Regions from separate parts of the Homo sapiens genome. Here region 2 is linked to region 1. Evidence: read pairs that join two places in POLR2A ChIA-PET (ENCODE). Cell type or tissue: PC-9. All regions are shown on one strand.

Region 1 (2,500 bases):
GGGCCTGGCCACCTGGGAAGACATTTGGGCTTTTCCCTAAGCAAGTGAGCAGACAGGGCAGCGCAAGCCGGCTGTGACAGTGGCCGTGGTCTGTGCCTGCCTTAGCCCTGTGAGCTTCCTGGCCCTGCCCCTGTTGATCTAGCCACTCAGGGAAGAGCGGAGGAGAGTTGAGGGAAGAGACTGATCTGATTCGCCTTTGTTTCATTAATTTTTATATGAAGAATTTTGAGTATACATTAAAAAGTATAAGGAAGACTCATATATCCCCCATTCGCCCTGGCCATCCACCCCAGCCTCACCAGCACCCCCTTCCCCTTCTTCTGTGTTAATTTGAATCAAAGCCCAGGCATCCTCTTATTCCATCCATAAATATTTCAGTATGTATCCCTGGCAGATAAGGGCTTAAGAACGTAAAACCACCATACATTATCACGTCTAAAAAATAATAAAAACTCCTTCAAATATCCAGGCAGTGTTCAAATTTCCCCATTGTTTCATAACTGTCATAAGTGTTTATTTTGCAGCCTGTTTGCTCGAATTAAGAGCCAAATCGGGTCCACACGTGCCGGTTGGTTGGTGTGGCTTCTGAGTTTCTCTCAACCTCTGGGCCCCTCCTCTGTCTGTCTCTCTTTTTTCCTTGCAATTTGTTTATTGAAGAAACTGCGTTGCTTGGCCTCTGAATTTTCCCTTATTTGCTTTTTTAAAAGATTGGGACAGTGGCAGCAGTGAGACCAGTTACGAGGGGACTGCGCTGGCCCCGGTGCCAGCCGGCAGTGCCTTGGGTTTTTGTGGTGGCAGAGGGGTGGAGAGGAGGAGCTTTCCCACCCTCAGGGCTTCAACCAGGGTGGCGTTTCCCCGTCCTCTTGGGGCCCCGGCATAAGATCTCAGGACATTGGCTCTCAACCCTCATCGTGCTCTTAGGAAATACAGACGCCTGGCTTTGCACCTCTGGAATTCAGATTCAGTTGGTCTGGGGCAGCGCTTCTCAGTCTAGCGGGCTCAAGGATCGGCTGAAGAGCTTGTGAGAATACAGATGCCAGGCGGCATACCCAGCGACTCCGATCCAGTCGGTGTGGGGTGCGACCTGAGAATCTGCATTTCTGACAAACTCCCCAGTGGTGCTGATGCTGCGGGTCTGCGGGCCAGCGTGGTGGGCTGGGGGCCGGGCATGACCATGCTACTAGGCAGCGGGGAACCACATTGGGGCGGGAGGGAGGCGCAGGCCAGAGGGCTCCCGGAATGCGGAGCATCCGCCGGCGCAAGGGCGCCTGGGAGCTGATGGAGGGGCCGAGGTCGGGGAAGGGGCGGGAGGAGGGGCTCGGCCCTCCCGCCCCGCTCAGGCCCCGCCCGCCCCCAGGAGCCGGGCTCCGCCTTCCTGCAGCTGGGCGTGTCCCTGGAGCAGCAGCTGCAGGTGCTGTTCAAGGTGCTGGAAGAGTACGACTGGAGCGCCTTCGCCGTCATCACCAGCCTGCACCCGGGCCACGCGCTCTTCCTGGAGGGCGTGCGCGCCGTCGCCGACGCCAGCCACGTGAGTTGGCGGCTGCTGGACGTGGTCACGCTGGAGCTGGGCCCGGGAGGGCCGCGCGCGCGCACGCAGCGCCTGCTGCGCCAGCTCGACGCGCCCGTGTTTGTGGCCTACTGCTCGCGCGAGGAGGCCGAGGTGCTCTTCGCCGAGGCGGCGCAGGCCGGTCTGGTGGGGCCCGGCCACGTGTGGCTGGTGCCCAACCTGGCGCTGGGCAGCACCGATGCGCCCCCCGCCACCTTCCCCGTGGGCCTCATCAGCGTCGTCACCGAGAGCTGGCGCCTCAGCCTGCGCCAGAAGGTGCGCGACGGCGTGGCCATTCTGGCCCTGGGCGCCCACAGCTACTGGCGCCAGCATGGAACCCTGCCAGCCCCGGCCGGGGACTGCCGTGTTCACCCTGGGCCCGTCAGCCCTGCCCGGGAGGCCTTCTACAGGTGGGCACCTGCCCGGGGCATAGGGGTAGGGAGGTGGGGAGCGCTTCGGGGGAGCTGGCTGGCAGTGAGTTTGGGCTGGCCAGCCACACCTCCCACTAGCTGCGTGCCTGGGGCCACATTACCCCACCTGTCTGGGCCTTAGTGTCCTCATCTGAACAAACAGCAGGTGTCAGGGTGTGGCAAGGATCGTGGGGCCAATATAGGGAAGCACTTTGAACAATAAACACAATCAATGCCACCTGCTGTCGGTGGCGGCGGTGAGGCAGAGGCAGGGGGTGCCTGGTCCTTGGCAGGGCTGCAGGCATCTCTCCCCTCTGGCAGGCACCTACTGAATGTCACCTGGGAGGGCCGAGACTTCTCCTTCAGCCCTGGTGGGTACCTGGTCCAGCCCACCATGGTGGTGATCGCCCTCAACCGGCACCGCCTCTGGGAGATGGTGAGAAGGGGGTGAGCCCAGGGGCCCTCAGTGTCCTCTTATTTTGTCCCCGCCTCCTCTTGTGCCCACAGCTGAGCAGAGAGTCCCTCTGTCCCTTATCCAACCCCT
Region 2 (2,500 bases), 240 kb before region 1:
CTCTGCGCCTCCTTGCACTGGCCTCTGCAGACAATCAGGCAGGGTAGGTTCTCCCCTCCCACACCACCTCCAGCACCACCAAAGTCTGCACCTAGAGGTTTGGCTCAATGTGGAGGGGGGCCTGTTCCTTGCCTGGCTCCCAGCTGCTTTCTCACCAATCCACACCCCAAAAAAATAGAAAAGAGCTGCAGACTGCTCCTTGGCACCTCACAGGGGCCCCATTCACCCAAGCACATGTGGAGCTTCTCTAACTTACTCTCCGAGAGTGCAACTAAAGGGACAGGGAAGTGTGTGCGCATGAGATGCTTGTGTGTGTCTGCGGTGGAGGGGGGATGTGTGGTGTGAGCCAGTGTGAGTATAAAAGTGACAGAGTAGGCTGGGTGTGGTGGCTCACGCCTGTAATCCCAGTACTTTGGGAGGCCGAGGTGGGTGGATCACTTAAGGTCAGGAGTTCGAGACCAGCCTGACCAACATGGTGAAACCCCATCTCTACTAAAAATACAAAAATTAGCCAGGCATGGTGGTGCGTGCCTGTAATCCCAGCTACTTGGGAGGCTGAGGCAGGAGAATCGCTTGAACCTGGGAGGCAGAACCCGATGCGCTCCATCCTGGGCGACAGAGTGAAACTACATCTCAAAAAAAAAAAAAAAAAAAAAAAGTGATGGAGTGGCCATGCGTGGTGGCTCACGCCTGTAATCCCAGCACTTTGGGAGGCCGAGGCAGGTGGATCGCCTGAAGTCAGGAGTTCGAGACCAGCCTGGCTAACATGGTAAAACCCCATCTCTACTAAAAATACAAAAATTAGCCAGGTGTGGTGGCGCATGCCTGTAATTCCAAGCTACTAGGGAGGCTGAGGCAGGAGAATCGCTTGAACCCGGGAGGTGGAGGTTGCAGTGAGCCGAGACTGTGCCACTACACTCCAGCCTGGGTGAGAGAGGGAGGCTCCATCTCCGAAAAAAAAAAAAAAGAAAAAAGCAAGTGACAGACTAAGTGAGCAGCCCGTCGCAGACATAATCAAGCAGAGGCTGGTGGCCCGGCGTCTCTGCCCCTGTAGAGGGGGAGGTGGCTCTGGAGAGGACTGACCCACAGAGCTTCCTCACGCCAGAGACTCTGGCCTGACTTAGGGAAGTTGACATTGGGGAAAGCCCTTAGTCACAGGGGTGGGGGTGGGGACTGGGCTGCAGGCCAGAGCTGCATAGCTGAGGGTGGTGTGGCCGGGCGGGACACAGGGTGTTTCCTCTGCCGTGAACTCACTCTTCAGCCTTGGGCAGGTCTTGTGTTCTGTGCCTGCTTGCTTTCCTTACCTCTAAAAGGCGTAGGTAGGGGCAGGGGCACTTGAAAGGATCAGTGAAAGTATCCATGATTCATCGTGTTTAAAAATTTCTACAATACTGTGGTCAGGTGCCGTGGCTCATGTCTGTAATCCCAGCATTTTGAGAGGCCCAGGCAGGTAGATCACTTGAGCCCAGGAGTTTGAGACCAGCCTGAGCAACATAGTGAGACCCCGTCTCTACAAAAAGTAAAAAAATTAGCTGGGTATGGTCTGGGCGTGGTGGCTCACACCTGTAATCCCAGCACTTTGGGAGGCCAAGGCCAGCAGATCATGAGGTCAGGAGATCGAGACCATCCTGGCTAACACGGTGAAACCCCGTCTCTACTAAAAATACAAAAAATTAGCCAGGCATGGTGGTGCGCACCTGTAGTCCCAGCTACTCAGGAGGCTGAGGCAGGAGAATCGCTTGAACCTGGAAGGCGGAGGTTACAGCGAGCTGAGATTGCACCACTGCACTCCAGCCTGGGCAACAGAGCGAGACTCCATCTAAAAAAAAAAAAAATTAGCTGGGTGTGGTGGTGCACACCTGTGGTCCCAGCTACTCGGGAGGCTGAGGTGGCAGGATCGCTTGAGCTTGAGAGGTTAAGGCTGCAATAGGCTGTGATCATGCCACTGCACTCCAGCCCAGGTGACAGAGTGAGACTCTGTCTCAAAAATAAGCAAATAAATAAATAAACATAAAATAAAATGTCTACAGTACTCTGAATGAGCACGGGCTCATACACGTGTATGTGTACATGAGAGAGATGGCCAGCCAGGAATCCCATGCTGATGGAGATGCTGAGATGCCTGCTGGGGGTGGTGAGCCGCAAGTCAGCTGGGGAGTAGGTTCCCCGCCGGGTGCCCGGTTCCTAGCCCCTGGCCCAGGAACCCTGCTCTGCCTGTGTGAGAAGCAGCCCTCTGGGATTCCCACTCCCTGCCCCAACCCTGCAGGCCAGAGGCCATGTGGCAGATTCAGAGCTCACCCAGGAGGGTGGCGCTTTCTCCGAGCCTCACCTCCCTCCCAGTTTGAGGGCAGGACCTGGAATAATAGGCAGGCTGCTGGTGGCAAGTGGAGGGAGTAGCCAGGAGGTAGCCGGGGAGATGGGCAGCTGCGGCCAGCAGACACACGCCTGCAGAGGCCTGTGGGCCATCAGCTCGGGCTGCTGTCCACCGGGCCCCTCCGAG

What was found. Peaks named below come from ENCODE experiments on the same cell type or tissue, not always from the same donor. Only the 100,000 strongest peaks of a DNase experiment are listed, where the experiment ranks them.
Region 2: POLR2A ChIA-PET joins it to region 1 with 5 read pairs; 2 of 35 experiments call an interaction of 5 or more read pairs at or near these places.

What each region holds. Positions count from the first base shown.
Region 1 is chr17:74,851,469-74,853,968 of GRCh38, reverse strand. GRIN2C (glutamate ionotropic receptor NMDA type subunit 2C) reads left to right here. Exons shown (of 13, transcript NM_000835.6): 3 at 1,358-1,956; 4 at 2,278-2,392. Among named protein-coding and RNA genes, the nearest start is that of GRIN2C, 7.2 kb to the left of the region's middle. RefSeq lists a silencer at 1,447-1,506. In PC-9, no CTCF peak of the experiment used is centred here; no DNase peak of the experiment used is centred here; H3K27me3 peaks cover 2,049 bases.
Region 2 is chr17:75,095,000-75,097,499 of GRCh38, reverse strand. The region is part of intron 3 of SLC16A5 (solute carrier family 16 member 5); the gene reads right to left. Among named protein-coding and RNA genes, the nearest start is that of SLC16A5, 8.3 kb to the right of the region's middle. In PC-9, no CTCF peak of the experiment used is centred here; a DNase peak (open chromatin) is centred at 1,259; H3K27ac peaks cover 2,072 bases.